Linked DNA regions of Homo sapiens: all the other regions are linked to region 2. The links are chromatin loops, found by intact Hi-C in ENCODE. Cell type or tissue: ascending aorta. All regions are shown on one strand. Each heading gives the region's core, and the rest is flanking DNA. Links, peaks and the distances in the headings are about the cores only. Region 1 overlaps EXD1 (exonuclease 3'-5' domain containing 1). Region 2 overlaps INO80 (INO80 complex ATPase subunit). Region 3 overlaps SPINT1 (serine peptidase inhibitor, Kunitz type 1).

Region 1 (10,151 bases), core at 1-8,000, 160 kb before region 2:
GTTTAATATTTCCATATTTTTATTTTATTTTATTTTATTTTATTTATTTATTTTTTTTGAGACAGAGTCTCACTCTGTCGCCCAGGCTGGAGTGCAATGACATGATCTCAGCTCACTGAAAACTCCGCCTCCTGGGTTCCAGCAATTCTCCTGCCTCAGCCTCCTGAGTAACTGGGATTACAGGCATGTGCCACCACGCCTGGCTAATTTTTTGTATTTTTAGTAGAAATGGGGTTTCACCATGTTGGCCAGGCTGGTCTCAAACTCCTGACCTTGTGATCCGCCCACCTTGGCCTCCCAAAGTGCTGGGATTACAGGCATGAACCACCACGCCCAGCCTATTTTTATTTTTTGAGATGGAGTCTCGCTCTGTCACTCAGGCTGGAGTGCAGTGGTATGATCTCAGCTCACTGTAGCCTCCGCCTCCTGGGTTCAAGGAATTCTCCTGCCTCAGCCTCCTGAGTAGCTGGGATTACAGGCACCTGCCACCATGCCCTGTTAATTTTTGTATTTTTGGTAGACATGGGGTTTTACCATGTTGGCCAGGCTGGTCTTGAATTCCTGACCTTAGGTGATGAGCCTGCCTTGGCCTCTCAAAGTGCTGGGATTATAGGCATAAGCCACCGTGCTTGGCCTCCATATTTATTCTTATGCAGCAGAGAGATATAAAAAACTATAGGCCTGAGGTCAGGAGTTTGAGACCAGCCTGGCCAACATGATGAAACCCCATCTCTACTAAAAATACAAAAAATGAGCCAGGCGTGGTGGCACATGCCTGTAATCCCATCTACTCAGGATGCTGAGGCAGGAGAACAGCTTGAACCCGGGAGGTGGAGGTTGCAGTGAGCTGTGATGACACCACTGTACTCCAGCCTGGGTGACAGAGCAAGACTCTGTCTCAAAAAAAAAAAAAAAAAGAAGAAAGAAAAGAAAAAAAAGGAAAAGCTTAAACTATTAAACTGAGAATTTCAATCATTTTTCAAGCATACTATGAATATTAACAATGACTGTCTCAAAAAAAAGGGCCAGGGCCAGGTACGGTGGCTCATACCTGTAATCCCAGTACTTTGGGAGGCCGAGGCTGGTGATCACCTGAGGTCAAGAGTTTGAGATCAGCCTGGCAAACATGGTGAAACCCCGTCTCTACAAAAAATACAGAAATTAGCTGGGCATGGTGGCGGGCACCTGTAGTCCCAGCTACTTGGGAGCCTGAGGCAGGAGAATCGTTTGAACCCAGGAGGTAGGGGTTGCAGTGAGCCGAGATTCTGCCACTGCACTCCAGCCTGGGTGACCAGCAGAAACTCTGTCTGAAAAAGAAAAGAAAAGACAAGAAATGAGAGGGAAGGGGAGGGGAAGGGAGGAGAGTGGAGGGGACAAGGGGAGGGGGAAGAGGAGGGAGAGGGAGGAAAAAGAGGGGAGGGAGACTATAGATCAGGATTTGGCAAACTATAGCCCGCTGGCCAAATCTGGCCTGCAGACTGTTTTCTCCAGCTCATGAGCTAAGAACAATTTTTACATTTTTAAAGTATTGTTAAAAAAAAAAGTAGTAGAAGTAGTATATGAGACTATGGCTCACAAAGCCTAAAATATTTGCTGTTTTGTTCTTTACAGGAAAAGTTTGCCAGTTGCTGTTATAAACCACTTTTACTTATGAATATTGATGTAAAATCTTAAAATACTAGCTTTTTTTTTTTTTTTTTTTTTTGAGACGGGGTTTCGCTCTTGTTGCCCAGGCTGGAGTGAAGTGGTGTGATACCGGCTCACTACAAACTCCACCTCCTGGGTTCAGGCGATTCTCCTGCCTCAGCCTCCTGATTAGCTGGGATTACAGGCATGCACCACCCCGCCTGGCTAATTTTGTATTTTTAGTAGAGACGGGGTTACTCCATGTTGGTCAGACTGGTCTCGAACTCCTGACCTCAGGTGATCCACCCGCCTCGGCCTCCCAGAGTGCTAGATTTACAAGGCGTGAGCCACTGCACCCGGCCTAATACTAGCATTTTTTATATGAACCCTATATATGTTATTATTTTTAATGTGTCATTGGATTCTAGTTGCAAGCATGGTTCAGTGTGACAAAATCATACATTTCAGTAGAGCCAAGAAAGTGTTATGATTATCTTATAAATGCTGAATAAATTATAATACTCTACATGCATTATTGGTCAAAGTTGGAATAGATGGTAACTTTTCTAACATAATAAAACATATACAGTCATCTCTCAGCATCTGTGGGGGATTGGTTCCAACATCCCCCCATGGATACCAAAACCCATAATGCTCAAGTCCCTTATGTGAAATGTATGGATGATTATATGAAACGTATGGATGAGCCGGGTGTAGTGGCTCATGCCTGTAATCCCAGCACTTTGGGAGGCCAAGGTGGGTGGTTCACCTGAGGTCAGGAGTTCAAGACCAGCCTGGCCAACATGGTGAAACCCTGTCTCTACTAATAATACAAAAATTAGCTGGGCATGGTGGTGCATGCCTGTAATCCCAGCTACTTGGGAGGCTGAGGCAGGAGAATTGCTTGGACAGACCGGGTGTGGTGGCTCACACCTGTAATCCCAGCACTTTGGGAGGCCCAGGCGAGCGGATAACCTGAGGTCAGGAGTTTGATACCAGCCTGACCAACATAGAGAAACCATATCTCTACTAAAAATACAAAATTAGCCGGGCATGGTGGCGCATGCCTGTAATGCCAGCTACTCGGGAGGCTGAGGCAGGAGAATCGCTTGAACCTGGGAGGCGGAGGTTGCGGTGAGCTGAGATCACGCCATTGCACTCCAGCCTGGGCTCGAAACTCCATCTCAAAAAAAAAAAAAAGAAAAAAAAAAAGAATCGCTTGAACCCAGGAGGTGGAGGTTGCAGTGAGCCGAGAGTGCACCATTGTACTCCAGCCTGGGCAACAAGAGCAAAACTCCATCTCCTAAAAGAAAAAAAAAAGAAATATATGGATGAAATGTATGTCCCTTATATGAAATGTAAGGATGATTTAAAGTATAGGGGAGGATATGTATAGGTTATACGGAAATGTGCAGCAGCATTTTTTCATTTTTCACTATCATATCCTCTCCTATACTTCAAATCATTCTTAGATTACTTATAATAGCTAATACAACGTAAATGCTATGTAAATAGTTGTTATATTGCATTGTTTAGGGAATAATGACATGGAAAAAAAAGTTTGTGCATCATCATTTCAAATGCAACCATTCTTTTTTTTTCTGATTTTTTTTTTTTTTTTTTTGAGACAGAGTCTTGCTCATCACCCAGGCTGGAGTGCAGTGGTGCAATCTTGGCTCATTGCAACCTCCACCTCCTGAGTTCAAGTGATTCTCCTCCCTCAGCCTCCTGAGTAGCTGGGATTAAAAGCATGTGCTACCGTGCTCAGCTAATTTTTATATTTTTAGTAGAGATGGGGTTTGGCCATGTTGGTCAGACTGGTCTGGAAATCCTGACCTCAAGTGATCCACCCACCTCAGCCTCCCAAAGTGCTGGGATTACAGGCGTGAGCCACTTTTTCCTGACTATTGCAATCTACAGTTGGTTGAATCCATGGATGCAGAACCCATGGATATGGAAAGTATCTCAAGAGAGAAGACTGCATATTTGTTTGAGAACACTAATATCAGGAACAGTACAAAAATTGTGACTATCACCACTATTTTAGTATTTTTGAAGCTATTAGCCAGTGAAATTAGAAAATAAAATATGAGCTATGGAAATTGAAAAAAGGAATCAGAATTATGACTTGCCAGCTATACAACTAAAAACTGAAGAGAAACAACTGAAAAAGACTACCACAAACAAAAAGACAATTTATAAAGTGCCTGGGTACAAATGTAAAAATTACTAGATTTTTGATATCCATACAAGCAGCTAAAAAATATAATCGGATGCCGGGTGTGGTGGCTCATGCTTATAATCCCAGCACTTTGGGAGGCTGAGGTGGGAGGATCACTTGAGCCCAGGGATTCAAGACCAGCCTGGCCAGCATAGTGAAACCCTGTCTCTACAAAAAAATTAAATATTAGCCAGGCGTGGTGGCACACACCTGAAGTTGCAGCTCCTCTGAGTGGGGGAGGCTGACGTGGGAGGATTGCTTGAGCCCAGGAGGTGGAGATTGCAGTAAGCCATGATCACACCACTGTACTTCAGCCTGGGTGACAGAGCAAGGCCCTGTCTCAAAAAAAACCCCACAAAAATTAGCAAGGCATGGTGGCATGCACCTGTGCTTCCAGCTACCCAGGAGGCTGAGGCAGGAGGATCACTAAAGGCCAGGTGTTATAGGTTACAGTGAGCCATGATCACACCATTGCACTCCAGCCAAGGCAACAGAGCAAGACCCTGTCTAAAAAAATCAAAACAAAACAAAACAAAAAACTTCCCAAAACCTGAAAGAGATAACAAAATAAAAATTTGGAGGAAAATAAAAATGTAATCCAATGAAAAAATATGTATATGATCATACATGAGTAGACTATCTTTGGGAGATAACACAAGAAACTGCTCTAAGAAGATGTACCTGCTAACGCAGCTGAGGCCAGGCTGGAAGGGAGACTAACTTTTCCTGTATAGTCTTTATACATACGTGCATACACACAGAGACACACAGCCCTATGGATTCACTGCCTTTTCAAAATATTGAAATTACTAGAAAAATGATACTACTATAATTGAAGACACCAGAGGGTGCTATATGAACACATTTGAATAGACTCTCATTTACCAATTACCATTTGGTACAACAGAAGTGATTTCAGGCCGGGCACTATGGCTCACGACTGTAATCCCAGCACTTTGGGAGGCCGAGGCAGGTGGATCACGAGGTCAGGAGATCGAGACCATCTTGGCTAACGCAGTGAAACTCTGTCTCTACTAACAATAGAAAAAAAATTAGCTGGGCGTGGTGGCAGGCGCCTGTAGTCCCAGCTACTTGGGAGGCTGAGGCAGGAGAATGGCCTGAACCCAGGAGGCAGAGCTTGCAGTGAGCCGAGATCGTGCCACTGCACTTCAGCCTGGGCGACAGAGCGAGACTCCATCTCAAAAAAAAAAAAAAGTGATTTTAAGTACCATATTCAGAAGTTTAGTTATAATAAACTTGTGTTCGCTTTCTCTTCTTAGCCTACATGTATGGAGCTGCCAGAGGAACTGCTTCAACTCAAGGACTTCCAGAAGCAGCGCAGGGAGAAAGCTGCAAGAGAATATAGGGTGAATGCACAGGGACTCCTGATAAGGACAGTGCTACAGCCAAAGAAATTAGTGACAGAGACAGCAGGGAAAGAGGAGAAAGTCAAAGGCTTCTTATTTGGTAAAAATTTTAGGATAGATAAAGCTCCAAGTTTTACATCTCAAGACTTTCACGGGGATGTGAATTTACTGAAAGAAGAATCTTTGAATAAACAAGCTACAAATCCTCAACATCTACCTCCCACAGAGGAAGGGGAAACCAGTGAGGATTCCAGTAACAAACTCATTTGCACAAAGTCAAAGGGGTCAGAGGACCAGAGAATAACTCAGAAAGAACACTTTATGACACCCAAACATGAGTTTCAGGCAAGTTTATCTTTGAAAGAGGAGACAGAACAGTTATTGATGGTGGAAAACAAGGAAGATTTAAAATGCACAAAACAGGCTGTTTCAATGTCTTCCTTTCCTCAGGAAACCAGAGTGTCTCCAAGTGACACTTTTTATCCTATCAGAAAGACTGTGGTTTCCACACTCCCTCCCTGTCCAGCCTTGGAGAAGATCGATTCCTGGATAAGTCCTTTTCTAAATCTGCCCTAGAGATGGGCAGTTTGTTCTTAAGGCCATACAGATGGCTTATTTCCTTTGCCATCAGGGCTTTCCACAGTGCCCAGGTTTCTCATGTTGTAAATGTAGTAATGCTTCAGTCACAGGGGAAAATTATATCCTCTTGCTTACTCCTGTGTTCCTGGTATGCGGAGAATGAGAATGAATAAGTTAAATAATGGAAGAAGTATAATTTCTGATTATGTCACTGTGTAGAAATGTTCTCAGTGACCAGAGTGCATTATTTTTCATAATTTGGGTTTAGAGGATTTGAAGAAAGGAAGAATCTTGGGCTTAGTATCAGGAAGACTCCATCATTTTCAAATTTTGTTTTGCTTCTTGACTTTTGGATTCCTTTGAAGAGACCTGGTAAAACTATTAACAATTCATTTAAAAAATTGGTACCTGATAACTTTACCAGTACTTTTTTCCTTTTTATTTATTTGTTTTATTTATTTTTTTTTACCGCTCCTTGTGGAGCAGGGCTACACCATAGGCAGTGTGCCCAGAGTAACCACTTTTTTCCTTTTTAAAATATAATATTAACTTTATGTTTGAATGTTGAATGTTTTGTCTGTCTCTTAGGCAAATAATGTTATAGGAATCAATAATTTAATTTTTGTTTTATTTGTTTTTTGATGGAGTCTCACTCTGTCACCCAGGCTGGAGTGTAGTGGTGTAATCTCTGCTCACTGCAACCTCCGCCTCCCGGGTTCAAGCAATTCTCCTGCCTCAGCCTCCTGAGTAGCTGGGATTACAGGTGCGTGCCACCACGCCCGGCTAATTTTTGTATTTTTAGTAGAGATGGGGTTTCACCATGTTGGCCAGGCTGGTCTCGAACTCCTGACTGACCTTGTGGTCCACCTGCCTTTGGCTTCCAAAGTGCTGGGATTACAGGTGTGAGGCACGGTGCCCAGCCAATATCTTTATTTTAATTTGTTTTTATTTCCTTTATTTTTAGCTGGTTTTGTCCATTTTCCTAACAAAGCAGGGACCCTGGGTTTCTTTTTAGTCTGTCTGTTATATAAACTTGAAGCCTGACTCCATTCTATTTGCCTGGAGTTAGTATACTTTCTTAGGGTGAAAGGAAGGCAGCTTGTATTGAGCCTTTTAAAGTATTGAATGCTTGCAAATTGCTAACATTCTTTTGTGTAAAATAACCAATAAACCTGTTTTGTCATACTCTACTTAAAAAAACAATCTCTCACTTTTCTTAATTGGGTCAGGGTGGAAAGAAATGTCTGGATTTCTAGGTCCAGAGTCCAGTTTATAAATCTGTGATTCGACTCTGTTATTCTTTTTGCTCTTAGGAACAATCTAAGATCAGGAGCATCCTTGTCTGCACTAGTTGATTCTGACTGCCACTGAAAGAATTTTTTTGCCTTTCCGAACTCCAGAGCCCAGATCTAGTCTGAGGTTAAGATTAAGGCAGGCCTGAGGGCAGTTGGCTCAGCCCTGCAGTTGCGTTGTCTCACCTTATACTTAGATTAGAAAGTCACTTGGGGCCAAAGTAGTTACTGGTTCATCTTTGGTGAATGCATCTTCAGATTGAGCCCGGTATGTGGTCAGTCTAGGTTTACTCTGCAAAAGGCATGGATTCCTGTAAAATTCTTGAACTTCATTTAGCTTCTTATAGAACCATTCAGTTGCTGGTCTTGAACTCCTGACCTCAGGTGATCTGCAAGACCATTCAGTTACTACTCATAACATATTTACATACATGGTATAAAGTACAATTTGAAAAAAAAAAAAAAAGAAAAAAGTACAAGGTATTACCCCTCAGGCTGGGCGCAGTGGCTCACGCGTGTAATCCCAGCACTTTGGGAGGCCGAGGCAGGTGGATCACAAGGTCAGGAGTTTGAGAACAGCCTGGCCAAGACAGTGAAACCCTGTCTCTACTAAAAATACAAAAATTAGCTGGGCGTGGTGGCACTTGCCTGTAATTCCAGCTACTTGGGAGGCTAAGGCAGGAGAATCGCTTGAACCTGGGAGGCAGAGGTTGCAGTGAGCCGAGATCACACCACTGCACTCCAGCCTGGGTGACAGAGCGAGACTCCGTCTCAAAAAAAAAAAAGGATTTTTCTGCCGGGTAAGGTGGCTAATGCCTGTAATCCCAGCACTTTGGGAGGCTGAGGCAGGCGAATCACCTGAAGTCAGGAGTTGGAGACCAGCCTGGCCAACATGGTGAAACTCTGTCTCTACAAAAAATACAAAAATTAGTCAGGCGTGATAGCGCACAAGTAATCCCAGTTACTTGGGAGGCTGAGGCAGGAGAAACACTTGAACTTGAGAGGTGGAGGTTGCAATGAGCTGACATCGCACCACTGCACTCCAGCCCGGGCAACAGACTGAGACTCTGTAGCAAAAAAAAAAAAAGCCAGGCACAGTGGCTCACGTCTGTAATCCCAGCACTTTGGGAGGCTGAGGCAGGTGGATCAATTGAGGTCAGGACTTTGAGACCAGCCTGGCCAACATGGTGAAACCCTCTGTCTACTAAAAATACAAAAATTAGCCAGGTATGCTGGCAGGTGCCTGTAATCCCAACTACTCGGGAAACTGAGGTGAGAGAATCATTTGAACCAGGGAGGCGGAGGTTGCAGTGAGCCAAGATCATGCTACTGCACTCCAGTCTGGGTGACAAGAGCGAAACTCCATCTAAAAAAAAAAAAAATTAGCCCGGCGTGGTGGCGCGCACCTGTAGTCCCAGCTATTCAGGAGGCGGAGGCGGGAGAATCGCTTGAACCCGGGAGGCGGAGGTTGCAGTGAGCCAAGATTGCACCACTGGACTCCAGCCTGGGCGACAGAGCGAGATAATGTCTCAGAAAAAAAAAAGAGAAAAAAAAAGTTCTACTGGACAGTGTGTTTGATAACTACTAGACTCCCCAAACTAAATGAGCCTTTGGGCTTCATTACAGTATTCTCTCAAGTGAAACACTCATCTATACCTGAAACAGCACTTTTCTCTACATCTTAATTCTAGCCTGGAGTGCCTACCTAAATTCTGTGTGTGCGGTTACACCTTAGGATGAATTTCTGTTCTTTGCTAGATAAAGTCCAAAAAAATTCCTGTTAACGCAAGACCTGTTGCTAGTGCTGTGCGCCATTGCCCAGATTTCTTGTCTACATTTTGGGAAATCCTGCATTTTTGTCTCGAACCACTGTTGAGTTCTTTACTTACTCTGTATTTTCCTAGTCTGAGAAGTCATAAACCATGCTTCCCAAACTCTTGGAGTCTTGCTCTAGTCTACCACTAATTTTCTGTATCTCCTCTACTCGGCTGACTTTTCTGTACATAACCTATAATTAGCGACTCACAAGTAATCTGACCCTTTTAGTATTGGAATAAGGAAAGGAGGTTAAATGACCACCCTGGACAAAAATGCAGCACTGAAAACAGAACCAGTGTTTCTTGGCTTCTTGTCCCATTCAGCGTTCTTTCAGCTATAGTACGAAAAGTCACTGCAGCGGCTTTGCCCCTATCTGTCTAAGAGCTTGATAAATTATGGCACAATAGAACTTTAATTCCCTATAAGCATCTTATTGTTTTGAGACAATGCATGTCCCAGCAGCAAGCTGAGATGAGGCCTGGGGTAAACTAGGGTGCCTGGGTGCAATTGACTCCCTATGAGTCAGCCAGGTAATTTGTCAAAAGGGTATTTATTTTAAAAGTAACACAAATAACTTACAGAAAATTTAGAAAATAAGAGAAAAAATAACTACAACCCTACTTTATACAATCCTTCCTGGCATTTTGATATTTTTCTTTCTATTTTCTCTCTCTCTCACCATACACACACACACACTTGAAACACAGTTACAATTATACTGTAAATACAATCATTGTGCTTTTGAGATGTATTTTCCTGTTTTGATGTTTCATCATTTCATATTATGTATTTTTCTATTGTGCTTTTTATATTATGTATTTTTTTATTTTAAATCCTAACAGCCAACATTTCACTAGATATTTTATTTTTTATTCATTTTATTTGTATTTTTTTTGAGACAGGGTCTCACTCTGACACCCAGGCTGGAGTGCAGTGGCACAATCTCGGTTTGCTGCAACCTCTGCCTCCCAGCCTCAAGTGATCCTCCCACCTCTGCCTTCTGAGTAGCTGGGACTACAGATGTGCACCACCAGACCTGATTAATTTTTGTATTTTTAGTAGAAATGGGGTTTCACCATGTTGGCCAGGCTGGTCTTGAACTCTTGACCTCAGGAGAGCCACCAGCCTTGGCTTCGGCCTTCCAAAGTGCTGGGATTACAGGCGTGAGCCACTGCACCTGGCCAGATATATTAGATCTTTCTTCCTTTCTTTCCTTTCTTTCCTTTCCTTTCTTTCCTTTCTTTCCTG
Region 2 (8,000 bases), core at 1-8,000:
AAGACAGAATCTGACAGGGGACCCCTAGAAAGATGATGAATCCTGTTGACTCCTGCCTGCCTAGATTTCTGTCTGCTGCTCCTGTGCTATATGAGTTTAATTCCCTTGTCACTATCAACTTTGTTTGGTTTATACTGGCTATCCAGAAAGTATTTGGATTTTGTACATATCCTGTTCTTCCAAAGTATTCTTGGTCTCAGAAGCTTAAGTTAGTGCAGGGAAATGCACTTTTTCTAGGAAGCATTTAAAGCCAAGAGCTTCCATAGAAGGCAGGCTTCAGTCTTTCATGGTTGTGTGGTTGGTTTTGTTCTCTTAGTATGATAGGTGTATACCAAGAGACCTAATAAAAGGAAGTTTAGATTTCTGAGAGAGGCACATCAAGTCTTTTTAACTTCTCCTGTTCCCAGTGTTTTGTTTTTTGGTTGTTGGGGTTTTTTGTTTTTGTTTTTGAGATGGAGCCTTGCTCTCTCACCCAGGCTGGAGTGCAGTGACACAACCTTGGTTGAATGCAGCCTTCGCCTCCCAGGTTCAAGCAATTATCGTGCCTCAGCCCCCCAGGTAGCTGGGATTACAGGTGCATGCCATCACGCCCAGCTCATTTTTGTATTTTTAGTAGAGACAGGGTTTCACCATGTTAGCCAGGCTGGGCTCGAACTCCTAACCTCATGTGATCCTCCTGCCTAAGCCTCCCAAAGTGCTGGGATTACAGGCCTGAGCCACTGTGCCCAGCCTGTTCCCAGTGTTTAAAGAGCCAATAAAGATGAGCTCTCTTGGCCTGTAATTGTATTTATTTGTTGACCTGAAAGTTCTTCATTTTTTACCACTTGGAGCTCCCCAAATATCTATAACCCACCACTCTCAAGAACAGTCCCACTCTCTCACACATGCATGCCCCATCTATACTACTTCAGTATTGTTTTTAGAGGAGCCAGAAATCCCAGCTACCATGCCTGCTGCTGCTGTTTCTCTCAAGAAAAGTAAATGTAGCTTGAGGAAAACTCTAATTGCTGTGAACATGTGTTGGCAAGCAGGGAGCAGGAGAAAGCTTTTATCGTTTGGCTGAAAGGGTGCTCCTTTCCCACTTGGCCCCTCCCATGTTTGTAGAGTTTCTTTACATAGTATGTGCTAAACCTGAAAATGGGAGTAATTACACCGTGATTATTAGGAGGACAGGAAGAAGAGTTTAGATATCTCTATTTCATACACAGATCTACAACTTTTACCTTTCAGATCAGTCCTAGGGATTCAGATCAGTGAATAAGGCAAAATTTCATGAGATACCCTAATTATATCTTATATTGACTTCTAACCCATCTGTATTGGGGAGAGAGAAACTGATGTCCTTTGAAGCCAACCCTGGCCTTGAATTAGGCAAATTAATTTCTCTGACACATGCTATGAAAACTTGAGGGTTAGTTCAGGAAGAACTGTGCCACTATGGAAGGAATTATAGGAGCTGTTTTATCATTAGCTGAGGAAATAATTCTGCAGGGTTAATAAATTAAGGCCTTAGGAATTATTCTTACCAAAATACTGCAGCGCTTGGAGCGGTTACGCTTCCTTCAGCTAGAGCAGGAACATACGTGTCCTCAGGAAGGACGCGCTGAACGCTTAAGGGGGCAGCCCCTGAAGGTACTGTAGTTTCAGAGGTTAATGAAGCAAGAAAGGGGTTAGCTCCTGTAGGACGAGGGAGAGTATGCATTTTTTGTGGGGAGGGAAGAACGGTACGTCATGCTTCATCTCTCCTTCTGATCAAATCGGGAGGTCACTTGGGGTTAGCAGAATAGGGGGAGGCTGTCTGGGATACAGCTGACTTAGAAAGCAGGATTTACTCTAAGTATATTGGACATTTTTGCCCTCTTTTGGACCTCATAAGTACATTGCTTACATACTTACAACATGACATTGTATGATTCTGAATATATTAATATCTTGATCCTGGGCTCCTGGCCAAAGAAGCCTCTCAAAACACTGAAAAATATTTCACTAAGAACAGTGTCTTGCAAACCTCTTAAGCATTCAATCCTAGACCTGGAAGGGTATCATCAAAATGAAAATTGAAAAATAGATGAAAGTTTATAACTGGAAAAAGTTGTTTTGTTTTTAAACTATAAGAGTGCCTAGAAATGAATCCCAGGCAGAAAAACCATTTTTCCTGTTTCTCTGTTCTTTCATGCTGAGATTCTAGCTTTTGGCTTTTCATCTCGAGACTATGAGCCCAGAGTCTTTATGTATAATTCCAATATAAGTTCTGCTTTTTTACAAAATAAATAAATAAATAAAAATTTTTAAATCAAAACGGTTATCTGTGAGTATAAAAATTGGTCTGTATGAGGTTTTTTTGTTGTTTTTTTTTGTTTCTTTTTTTCGTTTTGTTTTGTTTTTTTTTTTTTTTGAGACAGAGTCTCACTCTGTCACCCAGGCTGGAGTGCAGTGGTGCAATCTCAGCTCACTGTAACCTCCACCTCTTGGATTCAAGTGATTCTCCCACCTCAGCCTCCAGAGTAGCAGAGATTACAGGCAGGCACCACCATGCCCAGCTAATTTTTGTATTTTTAGTAGAGACGGGGTTTCACCATGTTGGCCAGGCCAGTCTCGAACTCCTGACCTCAGGTGATTCACCCACCTCGGCCTCCCAAACTGCTGGGATTACAGGTGTGAGCCACCGCGCTTTAGTCTTACTAGAGAAGACTAAATATGCTTTACTTATCTAAGAGTATGCATGCTGTTCAAGACATATAGAACTGGTCATATTTCTATAGTCTAGACTTACTTTTTAAACTTTTTATAGAAGTATAGCTGCTATTAATTTTGCAGGTCTGCGACACACATCCTACATGGGAGATGTTTGCTCTGACCCACGATCTGCTGGGATACTGCCATGTCAAGTCATAGAAGGGAGAGAGACCCAATTTTCATCCACCTGCTTTGTATTCCTGTATTTATTTGCTTTCTTTTGGTCCATATTTATTTGCCCATGCTCATGTATTAGTGGGAAAAATGAATAAGTTGGAAGCAAGAAAACAAGTTCCTTCTTTTTTTAACTTTTTTTTTTTTTTTTTTGAGACAGTCTGTCACCCTGTTGCCCAGGCTGGAGTGCAGTGGCACAGTCTTGGCTCATTGCAACATCTGCCTCCTAGGTTCAAGCCATTCTTGTGCCTCAGCCTCCCAACTATCTGGGATTAGAGGTGAACGCCACCATGCCAGGCTAATTTTTGTATTTTTTGTAGAGATGGGGTTTTGCCATCTTGGCCAGGCTAGTCTTGAACTCCTGACCTTAGGCGATCTGCCACCTCAGCCTTCCAAAGTGCTGGGATTACAGGTGTGAGCCACCATGCTCAGCCGAAAACAAGTTCCTTTTGGAGAGGATAAAGGTGATATGAGATTCTAGTATTGTTTGGATAAACTATTTTTGTTGTGAACTGGTTTTGGAACTCCAGGCCCAGTTTGCTGTGACCCTCTGTAGTTTTGCATCTGGACCATAGATGGCACTGCTCCCTAGCAAACTCAGTTCAGCTTCATCTGCAAGCCAGAGTACTCTCTGGTTATTGGTAAATGATGCTCTTTCTGTCACGTTGGTACCCTCCAGAGGCACCTACAGCCCATGGTCAGCTGTTCATATGTCTCAAGGCAGTATTTCTCAAGGTTCAACTTGGGACGCTGGGGTGCTTGTCAAAAACATAGGTCTATTGGCCCCTCCCTCAGTTCTTCTGGTTCAAAATCTACACTTTTGGTCCGCTTCAAAGGAGGTCCTTATGTGTACCAAAACCTGACAGCCATTTCCCTAAAGCTTGATCAACACAAAAGGAGAAAAGTTAATAGCAAGATCAAGTTCCCTTGGTGCCTAACTTCCACGAAATGATAGAACTACCTAACTAGATACAGCCGGTGTTTTATGTTCTGATCTCTCCTGTGCTGTGGCCTTTGCTTCTCATACGCTGTTTCTCCCCATGTCTTAGTCTAGCTTTAGGGTTCTTCTGAGCAATTCTGCGTATGCAGATTGAGTATCTCTTATCCAAAAATCCCAAACCCAAAATGCTCCAATGAGCATTTCCTTAGTGCATCATGTAGGCACTCAAAGTTTTAGATTTTCAGATTAGGGATATTCAACCTGAAATGGGCTTTCAGCATATTTGTCAGCGTGGGCTTGACAGATAATCACAGCCTCCACATTTTAACAAAAGCTAGCCTTGTCATCTTCAAGTTCCTTACCAGTTGACTTCACAGGTATCTGAATACTGCCTATTAGAGTAGGAATAAACCCAGATAGCCAAAGAAGGATAAAATCTGTGTTTCTGAATTGGCAGGAGCCCTCTACTCCATCGAGTGAGCAGCAGCTGAGTGTTGTTTGGTTATACCTTGTATTGAGATAAGAATTTGTGTATAGCCTTTGGCCAAGCCAGGAAACAAATCTGCTACTCTCTGGCAATTGCTTCCCTACCCTCCCCTGCCTCCGCACTCCCCCTTCCCCAGTTTATGGCCTGAAAGAAAGTTTCTCTTCCATTAGGTTTGTCAGTCAGCAACCTGGTCAGGGAAGAGGAGAAAGCTGTTGATAAATTTGGGAGCTTTGCCACAAAAGCATTAAAGATGACTTCAAATATGCCAGGCCAATATTCTTTAGTTTTTAAATGAAGTCTGACTAGCTGCAGCTCCCTTTCTGGCATCACCATCATGCATATGGTTAAGAGAACTTTGCCAAGAACAATATCTAGCAGTGAAGGGGAGGTGGCAAAATGATCAGATATATATGCATATAATAGAGTTATTGCTGACCTGGTATTCTCATTTATCTGCAAACTCCAGCTCTCTTTGGATCTTTAGTTTGTTTGCAGGTTTCATTTTATAAGAGGTTGGCTTTTTATCTGGAAAAGCTCACTAAGTCATTCATTAGGGACAGCTTAGTGTGCCAGAACAGATATTTAAAACCACTAGTCTAAGAACTATCCACATTAGTCTGATTTCAAAGTTGAGGTTCCCAAAAGGCATAGTGTGTATGGACAACGTGAAAGAGCCATCTCATGTGAATCTTTAACTGCAGGTTACCGCAGTGCCATTGGATTCTTACTGCAATGACCGAAGTGCAGAATATGAAAGGCGAGTTCTGAAGGAAGGAGGGAGTCTGGCAGCCAAGCAGTGTTTGTTGAATGGGGCCCCTGAACTGGCTGCAGACTGGCTAAATAGACGATCACAGTTCTTCCCAGAGCCAGCTGGAGGTCTGTGGAGCATCAGACCTCAGAATGGCTGGTCTTTCATCAGGATTCCAGGTGAGTTCTCAATCCTCTTGGAATGTGTTCCTCGCTTTGGCAAGGGGAGAACCAGGGTTATCTTCATGTGGTCCTTTCAGATATTTGGAATTTACTGTTCTTGAGGTTTCTGCTTCCTTTTTTGGCCTTAGTAATTCATAGGTAAGAATATTAGTAATTTATGATGAGTGGAGAGAGAAATGTTTTTAGATTTGTGCTTAAATACACTCCTTTGACATGCTTACAGCTGAGAAAGAAATGCCACTCTTAAAAAAAAAAAGGTAGAAATAAACTTAGTAGGAAAGGCTCTAGGTTGAATGAGTACGGTTGTCTTGTGCCATTGCCAGTGGAATGAATGAGAATGTCGTCACTCACAGAAAGCCTCATTTAAATAGCATAAACAGTGTCCTACATGAAGCACTAGAGATCTGAATGATAACAAGAGGAAAAACAGTGCATTCTATGCCAAAATACTAGCAGATTCCCAGATCCCCTAGGGTCAAAGTCGGGGGTTGAAAGGAAACTAGGTTTTCATCTTTGCCTTAGTGAGACTACTTTTAAGGAAACTGAACACAGATAATTCATAGGCTCACGTTCTTTGCTTACACCTGCAGGCAAACTGGAATGGTAGCTTGGAGCTATAGTGTTAGTTTTGGTTGTCCAAAATCTCTGACATTTTGACTACATTCCTTTTTTTTTTGAGATGGAGTCCCGCTCTGTTGCCCAGGCTGGAGTGCAGTGGCGTGATCTCGGCTCACTGCAAGCCCCGCCTCCTGGGTTCAAGCCATTCTCCTGCCTCAGCCTTCCAAGTAGCTGGGACTACAGGCGCCCACCACCACGCCTGGCTAATTTTTTGTATTTTTAGTAGACATGGGGTTTCACTATGTTAGCCAGGATGGTCTCGATCTCCTGACCTCGTGATCTGCCTGCCTCAGCCTCCCAAAGTGCTGGGATTACAGGCGTGAGCCACCGCGCCCGGCCAACTATATCCCTTTTACTGGCATGTAATGGAAATAAACTAGAGCTAAGCATTCAACAGAGGTCTTCTTCTGTCTCTAAGAGATAACTGGATTCCAGTGTGTAAGGCCTGGTTTTTCCACTTTATTTTAACTTTGTCAAGTGTCAAGGGGTTTGCCCCAGCCTGTTAGTGCTTTGAGAACTCCAAGATGTCTTTCTGCGTATCTGAAGGCAGTATTACACATGGCCTTGTAGCTGACTTAAAGCACATGCAGTGAGTGGAAATATATTGTTTGAAAATCAGTGGGGGAACCTAAGTGTAAAGCAAGCTGGTAAGGAAACTACAGAATCCCAGGCAAGAGATGAGCACCGTTATTGAAAGAAGCAAGATAGCACCTTACTTCTTTTTTCTCCCTTCTTGGTTCTGGCTCCTAAGTTCCCATTACAGGAGTAGATGGCTTATTGCTGGCGTTGTGGGAATCTCTTGTGGCTTTTCCTGTTCTTTGAAAGAAAAATGGACCTTGTTTAAATAGCAGGAAGCGTCTGAGTTCTTTTTGCATCGATAAAAAGCACCAGCCTCACTGGCTGTTTACTGTGAGAACCAACCAGCTCCTCACCCCATTGTGCTCTGTAGACTAGCTGGGACAGGGCGGGGGTTGGGGGTGTCTCACTGGAACCCTTTATCATCTCTCTTTCCTTTATACTTTTACGTTTTCTCTTTCCCTGAGAAGGGTTGCTTCCATATTCCTTGAGAGACTGACCAAAATCTTCTGGGTTTCACACCTTTTCTTCTCCATGTTTCACCAGAAAGATGTACAATCCCTTCAAAAGTCCCCTTTCCTTGGAAAAATGAGATATTATTTAATCTTTTGCCCTAATTTTACTGCCATAGGCTACATTCTTTTTATCTCTGAACAGGATCTTACACCGTGGATGGTAAAAACCTGTGTCTAATGAAAGTACTATAGGATTGTAGGAAAGTTTGTAAGAGAGTAGGATAGGTTTGTTCATTTAAACATTTTTTAAGCTCCTGTTTTATTTTATTTATTTTTAACACCCAATGATCCAGAAAGCTCCTGTTTTAAAGAAGGGTCTGGGCACAGGTTTGACTTAGCAGAATCAGCTGGATTTCCAGAGAAGTGTGTTCCTTGTGTCTCTGTATCCTGCTTAGCGACAGGTGGAGCTCTTGTCCAGTGCAACTTAAGTGACTGCTAAAAACTTGGCTAACAAATACCAGCCCCAGAAGTCACTCTAGTGTGTTCAGAGAAAGAAACCTGTTTTTCCTGCATATCTTACTAAGGACAAATACTAGAGACTGATTTTCTCCATGCTCACCAGCAAATCAGAGATAGTGTTCATTTTGCTGAAGTGTTTTAAGGCTGTTGCTGAAGTGTTTCTTCTTAGTCATTTTCCTTCAGGGCAGTACAAAGAAGTCCAGTCCATCCACTTCTCCCTTCCCCACCTACACAATAACAAGATAACAAGCTGACAGCAGGTACCACTTCTTGCCTCCTTTAGTCATGTTAGAGTTCTGTCTTTATAAGTATATGCACATCTTTATTTCTGAGCTTTTCTAATCCTAGGAACAGTTCATTCTGATTAGCAAAGTAAAGTAGATGTGGGAGGCAGGACTGTTTGAAAACCATTGAATCATGATTTTGAAATAATTGAAGTTTCTCAAAATTCAGACATAAAACAAATTTTTATATGCATTAACATTTGTGCTAAGAGAGTATATCTAAATGGAGAAAGAAGATAAGCAGGCTACAGAAATCTTACGAACTTAGCTTGCCCACCCTC
Region 3 (9,158 bases), core at 1,159-9,158, 160 kb after region 2:
TGCAAGTTGACAAAAAACACAAAAACTGTTTTTGTATCAATCTGTAATTGTATCAGTGAGAGACAACACTATGGTCATTTGGGTTAACACCCTTTTTTAGTTTTTTTTTTTTTTTTCCTAAACATGTAGCCTTGAAAAAACCACCACAACAAAAAACTCCACTACAAGCGGTGTCTTTATTTCTTCCCCAGTCTGTTTTCTTAGTCTCCCTGGTTCTGGGCTCCTCTGATACAAACTCTGGGAGCCACTGCAGGTGGGGAAGGAGAGGCAAGCCCTCAGAGAGCCTGTGGGAAGGCTTAGGAAACCCCCGGGCTTCCGGGTTTAGGACTTCCAGGTGGAGCTATTAACAAGAATCTCTCCCCGGGGGAGCTTAAAGGTACCTTCCCAGGCTTTAGTCCTGCTGTGGTTGGGTGGGGAAGGGAGTGGTCTTGTGCAATAGGGCAAACCACTCCTCATTCAGGGCTGTTTATTTTAGTGGGCAGGGATGGGTTTGGGAGAAACCACCCAGTTTTTGTGAGTGTTTACCTGAACTGTTGGGACCAATAAATTTTGGAGACAACTACCCAATATAGGGAAGGCAAGATGCGTTGTAAGGGACAAGATGCTGGGGGTTCTAGGCCGGGCGTGGTGGCTCACGCCTATAATCCTAGCACTTTGGGAGGCCGAGGAGGGCGGATGACCTGAGATCAGGAGTTCGAGACCAGCCTGACCAACATTGATAAACCCCATCTCTACTAAAAAATACAAAAATTATCTGGGCGTAGTGGCACATGCCTGTAATTCCAGCTACTCTGGAGGCTGAGGCTGAGGCAGGAGAATTGCTAGAACCCGATAGGCCGAGGTTGCAGTGAACCTAGATTGTGCCATTGCACTCCAGCCTGAGCAACAAAAGCGAAACTCTGTCTCAGAAAAAAAAAAAAAAGATGCTGGGGGTTCCAGAGGCGAATGCCTAGAAGTCCCAGGCAAGCACCTAATGCTGGGTGGGGTGGGGGAGGACTGTGAATGGGTTAATGCCTGCCCAGCTAAAGAGGACCCTGAACTCTGTGCCTGGATTGCTAGGTCCCCAGAGTTCTCACAAGAAGCTAGCAATATGGATTTTTTTTTTCAATGAAGACTTCTGACTCCTTAAATGTTGGCAACTAAATTAAAGAAACTAAACGATTGTTTGAGTCAAAGCATGATTGTAGGCTGCCAGTGTGCAACCTTTGACTAGCCTTCACCAGAGATCTGCTATGTGCTTCACACAGGTTCCCTCGCCTAATTTACTTGGTGTTGCTTCCTCCCTCTGTCCCTCTCCCTGTGCTGTGACCTCTGGTGATGTAGCCTGCTTATCTGCCCACTCCTTTTTTTTTTTTTTTTTTTTTTGAGATGGAGTCTTGCTCTGTTGCCCAGGTTGGAGTTCAGTGGCATGATCTCAGCTCACTGCAAACTCTGCCTCCCGGGTTCAAGCAATTCTCTTGCCTCAGCCTCCCGAGTAGCTGGGATTACAGGCATGTGCCACCATGCTCAGCTAATTTTGTACTTTTAGTAGAGACGGGGTTTCTCCATGTTGGTCAGGCTTGTCTCGAACTCCCAACCTCTGGTAATCCACCCACCTTGGCCTCCCAAAGTGCTGGGATTACAGGCATGAGCCACCGCGCCCGGCCCACTCTTTAAAGTTCAGATCACTCCTTTCCCCTGCTTAAATCCCCTCCACCCACCAAACTCCCAGCTTCCACCTCCCTGCTTCCAAACTGAGCAGCTTGTGATTCCCAAACAAAACCCAGGATCTCCACTGCCCAGCTTTTGCTCAGTGTGATTTTGTTATGCATGGAACACCCACACCCATCTGCTCATCTTATTTTTTTCCAATCTTTTTTTATTGTGATAAAATACATATAATGTAAAATTTACTATCTTAACCATTTTAAAGTATATGGTTTAGTGGCACTAAGTACATTCACATTGTTGTGCAACCATCACCACCATCCATCTCCTGAGCCTTTTCCTTTTACAAAACTGGAACTCTGTACCCATTAAGCAATAATTCTCTATTTTCCTTTTCCCAGCAACCATCATTCTACTGTCTCTTTGATTTTGACTACTCTAAGCATTTCAGATGAGTAGAATCATACTTGTCTTTTTGTGACTGGCTGATTTCACTTAGCATAATATAGATGTCCTGAAGGTTCATCTGTGTTGTAGCATATGTTAGAACATCCTTTTTAAGGCTGAATATTATTCCACCGTGTATATTGTGTGTACTCCATTTTGCTTATCCATTCATCTGTTGATAGGCACTCAGGTTGATTCCATGTTTTAGCTATTGTGAATAATGCTATGTACATACGTGTGCAAGAATCTCTTGGAGACCCCTACTCACCTAGTTTTTTTTTTAATTTAATTTTATTTTTTTAAGATGGAGTCTCACTCTGTCACCCAGGCTGGAGTGCAGTGGTGCCATCTTGGTTCACTACAACCTCCACTTCCCGGGTTCAAGTGATTCTCCTGCCTCAACCTCCCAAGTAGCTGGGATTATAGGTGTGTGCCACCACACCCGGCTAATTTTTGTATTTTTAGTAGAGACGGGGTTTCACCATGTTGGCCAGGCTGGTCTCGAACTCCTGACCTCAAGTGATCCACCCACCTCGGCCTCCCAAACTGCTGGAATTACAGGTGTGAGCCACCGTGCAGGGCCACTCACCTGATGTTAGACTTTCTCCACGAAGTCACTTATTAACCTTAATCTCCTCCACTTGACCGGCCTCTGTTTTGTTCCAGCAGCCATTTTTCAGATACCTGGTACGCACAAGCAGGGCCCAGCTTGGGAGACGCTAGGATAACTAAGACCTGGTCAGCGCCCTGAGGAGTCTTGTCTGGATAAAGGGAGACACACACTAGCTTGGACTTATGCGTGCAGCGGAGCTGTGTAGAGCAGGAGTGCGTGGAGAGGGCAGCAATGAACTTTGGCTGGAGAGCCAGAGAAAGCTTCGTGAGCTGGAACACGGGGTAAAGTAGGAGCTTTCCAGGGCGGAGGGGACTTCTGAAGTGGAGGAAACTGCCTGTTCAGGACATGGAGGTAGGGATCAAAGTTCTGAGTCATGTGGGTGGGCACAGAGCAGAGGATGGCTGGGGCGGTCTCAGGGATAAGGAGAAGTTTGGGGACCAGACTGTTTTGTCACCGTATCTGCATCCCTGCAGCCTGCACGCCAGAGTGTAAGCGCCAGGAGAGCAGGAGCTGTGTCTTGGCGTTCATTGCTCCACTCCTGTCACCTGCCTGAGACTGAGTCCTCACATCCTTGCAGGAAGAACACGGCATCCAGTCATAGTCACAGCGCCCCCTAGTGACCCCCGAGAGCTCCCACCTCCTCGGGCACTCCCTCTGCACATGCAAGCAGCTGTTACTAGGGGTGGCCCTTTGCCTGGCATCCTCTCACTTGATGTCTATCCCTCCCTGAGAGGATGTTCACTTCAGGCCAACAAACCCTTATTAAATACTTGCTCTGTGTTGATCACTGTTCTGGACACTAGGGTAGAGTCTGAGAACCAACTGATAATGGGGGTTGTTCCCAGTAGGGATCAAGTCCGTTTTGAGCCTCGAAGGATGGACGAGTGTCAGAGTAGGGGGTTAGAAGGGAAAACACGGTGCCCTATGAAGTGGAACAATGGGGATGAGCCCCACCCCCTGCCGCTTACTCAACATTTACTAAACTACGATTTACCAAGGTCACAGAGGGAGCATGGGGTGCCGGGAACCCAGACACAACTGGATGCCATCTGCGGCTCTGGGATCTCACAATCCGGCAAGAAGACAGGCAGTAAAGGAAATAAGAGGTGCTCTGGGCTCAGGGTGGTGTTAGCAGACACAGGGGTGTGAGGCAGGGAGTGTCCACCACCTGCAGTTGTGTGGGAGGGTTTTGAGCTTAGGCTGAGGCGTGCAAAATGGGGAGGTGGTCCATGAGAGCACGAGTCCAAAACCAGGTGTTATCCATCAAAACGAGGCCTGTCCCGGCGTGCTAAGAAGGTTCTGCTTCTTGATCTGGGTGCCTGCCTCAGAGGTGTGTGTCATTATGGAAATTCACTGAGCTATACACTTATAACTTCATATATGTACATTCATGGTAGTTGTACTTGCTTAAAATTTGCTTTTAAGTCCCCCCCCACCCCCACCAACCCCGATACCTCTTTTGTAAGACTAAACTCTGGGGATCCAGTCCAATCTCAGCTCTAGGGCCTTGGGGAGGAAATTTCAATGAATTAGTTTCTTCACCTGTAAAATGCGGATGATTGTATTGTCATCACAAGGGCTGTGTGCAGCGCCAGCAACTCGAGATACGTAAAGCATTTAAATAGTGCTTCCTCTGCCCCTCTCAGCAGTATCAAATTTCTAATGATTGGCAGTGTCTGGCACAGAGGAGCTCAATGTAATTCACTGAATAAACGAACGAATGAGCTCAAAGTATGATTTTTTTTTTTTTTTGGCACCGGGAGGTAGCTTGAACAAATGCAGGGGTGTGGGTTGGAGTGGCGTGTCTCTACTAAAGGCTCCTGGGAAGGAGCTCAGAGCCTGGTTGGGGGTGCTGCACTCCAGCGCAGAAGCCAGGGCTTCTGTTGGGAGGGAGACAGCTAGTCACCTGGGCCCTAACATGGAGGTAGGAGCCAAGGTGCCTGTGCACCCCTAACCCCAACCTCCAAATGAGCAGAATTGTGGAGAGCTCAACCACTCAACAGGCTTGTGGAGAGGCTCACACCAGGAAGAAATGCTACACAGCAGCACTGCAGCCTCCCCACACTCGTGGCTCCCGTGGCCCGCTCACTCCTCCCCTCTGGTGGTCAAACATGGCACTGCTCTCCAAAGTCAGGGGCCAGGCCAGTTTCGAGAGAGACGATGGGAAAACCTGCTCAACAGGGTGGCTGAAGCCTGAACCAGCTGAACAGGACGGTCCCATCACCCCCCAGCAACCTAGTCCCTCTCCTGGCCCACAGAACAGAGCCAGAAACTCCACAAACCACTTTTATTACCCAGTGGGCGGGCTGGGCTGTGATGTTGGAGAACCTTGGGGGTGGGGGCTGCGGAATGCAGCTGAGCTTCTCCTGGCTCTGTCTGCTGGTCTAGGCCAGGGTGGGGCTGATCAAGGGCAGAGAGCTCAATCTTGGGGGAAGAGGAAGAGAGGATAGAGAGGCCAAACAGGCCTCTTCCCCTCCTCTTCACCCATGCCACAGCATTAAATAAACAAAAAGCAACTCTTTACAGCACAAACTACACAGGGAAGTCCTTCCTCCCAGCCCTGGGCGCACAGCATGGAAGAGGAGCTCGGGAGGACAGGGTTGGGGCCTCCAGGGTCTGACACCACCCCACTCCTCTTCCTAGCACCATGGGGTAGGGACAGGCAGCTTTGAACAGAGGAAACAAAACTCCAACTTCCTCCAAACTCCTATGCAGGCAGGTCCATCTAGTCTGGTACTTCTGGCCCAAGGGTTTTCTGCTCCTTCCAAACCTTTGAGCTTTCTCAGGACGTGAGCTTAGCTGAGACTTCTCCAAGAGGGGCTGGAGCCCTGGTCTCTGAGGCACAGTGGGCCTGGGAAACAGGCAAGAGTCTGGTTCCAAAGTTTTTCCCAGCCCAGGCCTCTGCCTTGGCAAGCAGGAAGCAGGGCCAGGTGAGAGCCGGTGAGACCCAGGCTCAGAGGGGCCGCGTGGTGTGGTTATAGACCAGGTGCTCCGTGTCCTCGGTAGTGGAGACAGTGGAGCTGGCAGGGGTGGGTGGTGGGTGGTGGTGGTGTCCGTGGAAGTCCTTTCTCTGGTTCTTGAAGAAGCAGTAACCCAAGATGGCTACCACCACCACAATGCAGATGACCAGGAACACTGCGACAGCCATCTCCACAGAGCCTGGGGGAAGAAGGGGTAGAATAAGGGGCTCCCAGGGCCTGCCTGGTTCTGACACCCACCCCCAATCTATGGAAGAGACCAAGTCAAATGGATGCCAGGTATGGAAGGACATGGGCACCCGACTCAGACCTCCCACATATGAACAGCTGAACAGCTCTGTCCAGGAGCTCAGAGGAACTCTGGTGGGCCTCAGGTCTCAGCTCAAGTCGCTCTCCTTGCAGTTAACTTGGGGGAAGCCTGGGACGCTGCTGACAGACATCGGCACGCACTTTACTGTACTCCCTCCCTCGTGTGTGGCAGGCATCCCCATTTGATTACGGTACTCTGTCTCTATAGGCCACCTTGGCATCCTTCTCAACACAGGTTAGGCTGTCACAACAGGTGGAGTTGATCCGTGAGTTGATACCTACATGCTAACCTCAGTTACAGGACAGATCAGGGCTTACCTGTGCTGGGAATGGGGATTTCCCGCCTCAGGCCAAACACATCCTTCTCTGCAGAATGATGAGGGGAAAGACCAGTCAGTACTGAGGGCTCAGAGACTCAGCTGCTCCCCAGTGCCCCAGACCTCACACTGGCATCCTCTCCCACTCCTACTCCAGGCGCTCTGAGGATGGAGGGGTGACTCCCAAAGGCCTGGGGACAGAGTGGAGGCCACTGGCTAAGCCTTCCCCCATACATGCCCACCCTCTCACTGGCCCACTCACTGGAGATGCCGCGACAAGACTCGAGGCACTGCTGCTCTTCCTCAAAGTTGTTCTTGTTGCCGTAACAACCACCATAGGTAAAGCGGGCGCAGTGTTCGCTGAAGGGGTTGTAGTACCAGCGCGGGATGCTCTCCTTGCAGAGTCCTGTGTCTGGCAGGTCCACGCAGTGCCCTGGGGGGTATGGGGTAGGCTATGGTGAGCGAGTCCATGGCCTCCCTGCCACCTTCTGCTAGGCTCCACGTGGCTGCTGCCCAGCACCTCCCCACCTGCCATGGCTCAGGGAGGGCCTGAGAGGCCCCAAAACACCTGGCCCAGCTGCAGTGGTGCCAGAAAAGGGAAGACAAACCCTGGACAATAACTGTAGGCACAAAAGTAAACTACGCCGACTCATAGTTATTTCAATTTTCTTTCAGCTTTTCTGACTGGGTCACGGTCTCAGTTTTCCAACACTGGGTGGTTTACCTCTTTTTTTTAAAGACAGTGTCTCGCTATGTTGCCCAGGTTGGCCTCAAATTCCTAGGCCAAGCGATCCTCCCACCTCAGCCTCCCTAGTAGCTGGGATTCCAGGTGTAAGCCACCACGCCTGGCTGGTTTACCTTTCTTAAAAAAGAGGATGGGCCTCAGGGTCTGAGCCTTGGCAGGCAAGCAACTAGCTAGAGCTTATTATTATTATTATTGTTTTGAGACAGGGTCTCACTCTGTTGCCCAGGCTGAGGTGCAGTGGTTCCATCTCAACTGACTGCAGTCTCTACCTCCCAGGTTCAAGTGATCCTCCTACCTCAGCCTTCTGAGTAGCTGGGAGTACAGGAACGCGCAACCACATCCGGCTAATTTTTGTATTTTTTGTAGAGATGGGGTTTTGCCATATTGCCCACGCTGGTCTTGAACTCCTGAGCTCAAGCAATCTGCCAGCCTCGGCCTCTCAAAGCGCTGGGATTATAAGTGTGAGCCACCACGCCTGGCAAGCTAAAACTTACTGTTTTATTATATTTATTTGTGTTGTTTTTCAATGTTTGGCAAGTAATAGTGGCTTCCCATTTATGGTAGTGATGTGAAAGTTCCTTTTTAATATATTACATTTAAAAAGTAACTGATTAAGTAAATAAGATCTGAGCAATATGTGGTGGACATGGCTGAAGTTATGAAGGTGTTCGGAGAATGAGTGATGCCTGGAAAACACAGAGCCACAGAAGAAAGCCCAAGAGCCAGCCAGGGAAGAAGCTGAGCCATCTGGAGAACGGGGAGCCCACCCTGGCTCTTTGTGCCCACAGGCCCGTACACCCAGCAGGCCCCTCAGGCACTGCTGGATGGAAATAGTGAGGATGGCAGTGTCAGCGTCTGCCCTGATCCAGGGCACCTGGGGAGGATCTCACCTTTGTCACTGGGGAAATGGATGCGCTGGAGCTCGTCAAAGCCACTCGTGTCTGCAGAGAGGAAAGGTCAGAGTCTCAGACCCAACAAGGGTCTCCCAGGGGTTCAGGGCAAGGCTGTCAGGACCTCCCTGTCTGCTGCCCAACCCCCTCTATCCCCCAGGCCTCACATTTTTCACAGGCAGCCTCGTCGGAGGCGTCGGGGCAGTTGGGGGTGTCGTCACACTCCAGGAAACTGTCGATGCAGCAGCCATTGCTGCAGCGGAACTGGGTGGGCTGACAGGTGCCAGAGCACACTGGACGGGTGGAAGGGAGGTCAGGCTCAAGCAAAGAACAAGTGCCCAGGGCCCACCTTCTACTTGGCCCTCTCTGCCCAGACACAGCACATCCCCCATTCCCTTTCCACCAACCCCACTCCTGCCCCACGCAAACTGGGCAGATCCTCATAGGACGATGCTGGGCTGGAAGGGGTGGGATGTTTGTGGTCCTTCCACAAACTCTGAGGGGAGGAATGGCTTGGTCAAAGGCAGGCTGCTTAGGGGCATAGGGATGATATGGGCTAGAGATGTGGTGGGGATGGGGGATGGGGAGGGGAGTAAAGCCCACCTGGATGGCGCCTTTCCATGGAGGGGCCTGGGAGAGAGAACAGAGAATGAGAGGAGGCATGACCAGGCTCCAGTGGGGATGAGATAATTGGGGTGGGTGGGCAAGGGAGAGCTCCCACCACCCACCTCCCTGGCCACAGAAGAGAGAGACCACTCACCCTGGGGGAAAGTCGCCTGAGCCCCAGAGCTGCCTCTCAAAGGCCCACCTTGCACACCCCGACAGGCTAGAATGCACTCTTCTTCCCGAAGGTAGTTGTTCTTGTTGCCCAAGCAGCCTCCATAAACGAAACTCTTGCAGATCTGCTCCGTGGGGTCATAGTACCAGCGTGGGAAAGAGCCCCGGCAGCGACCCACCTTGTTGGATGCGAGGCAGTAGTCTAGGGGGGAGAGCTTATGAGGGGACCGTGCGGCCAATCCGCACAGCGGGGGCTCCAGGTGCTGCTCCTCACCCCTCCCTCACCTTCTGTCTGCTTGGTGGACAGCACAGTGACTGTGACGTTGGCCGTGTCCTCTGGGTGGTCTGAGCTAGTCACTGTCAGCTGGAACAGGTAGGTGCCTTCCTTGAGTCCCCACAGTTCCACCTGGTTTGGGTCTTTCCTCTGCACACAGG

The links. Hi-C counts contacts between places; a loop is a spot of excess contacts. Peaks named below come from ENCODE experiments on the same cell type or tissue, not always from the same donor. Only the 100,000 strongest peaks of a DNase experiment are listed, where the experiment ranks them.
Region 1: a loop joins it to region 2, with 2.8 times the contacts of the local background. A loop is called at or near these places in 30 of 110 quality-filtered maps.
Region 3: it touches region 2 in a loop (4-fold over the local background); 11 of 110 quality-filtered maps call a loop at or near these places.

What each region holds. Positions count from the first base shown.
Region 1 is chr15:41,179,570-41,189,720 of GRCh38, reverse strand. It overlaps EXD1 (exonuclease 3'-5' domain containing 1), which reads left to right. Exons shown (of 12, transcript NM_001286441.2): 12 at 5,128-6,993. The coding sequence ends at 5,790. Among named protein-coding and RNA genes, the nearest start is that of EXD1, 46 kb to the left of the region's middle. RefSeq lists an enhancer at 9,015-9,565. In ascending aorta, for the core only: a CTCF peak has its summit at 4,701 (motif pointing right); no DNase peak of the experiment used is centred there.
Region 2 is chr15:41,018,164-41,026,163 of GRCh38, reverse strand. INO80 (INO80 complex ATPase subunit) reads left to right here. Exons shown (of 36, transcript NM_017553.3): 26 at 5,039-5,264. It overlaps INO80-AS1 (INO80 antisense RNA 1), which reads right to left. Exons shown (of 5, transcript NR_170322.1): 2 at 7,536-7,662; 3 at 6,602-6,701; 4 at 1,527-1,677. Among named protein-coding and RNA genes, the nearest start is that of INO80-AS1, 5.4 kb to the right of the region's middle. In ascending aorta, for the core only: CTCF peaks have their summits at 3,483 and 7,368; DNase peaks (open chromatin) are centred at 1,803, 3,503 and 7,373; H3K4me3 peaks cover 612 bases; H3K27ac peaks cover 4,059 bases.
Region 3 is chr15:40,853,478-40,862,635 of GRCh38, reverse strand. It overlaps SPINT1 (serine peptidase inhibitor, Kunitz type 1), which reads right to left. Exons shown (of 11, transcript NM_003710.4): 4 at 9,009-9,147; 5 at 8,755-8,925; 6 at 8,550-8,576; 7 at 8,114-8,239; 8 at 7,947-7,997; 9 at 6,574-6,744; 10 at 6,313-6,360; 11 at 4,429-5,866. The coding sequence ends at 5,661. Among named protein-coding and RNA genes, the nearest start is that of SPINT1-AS1, 14 kb to the right of the region's middle. RefSeq lists an enhancer at 4,505-4,554. In ascending aorta, for the core only: CTCF peaks have their summits at 3,329 (motif pointing left) and 4,828 (motif pointing left); DNase peaks (open chromatin) are centred at 3,305 and 4,805.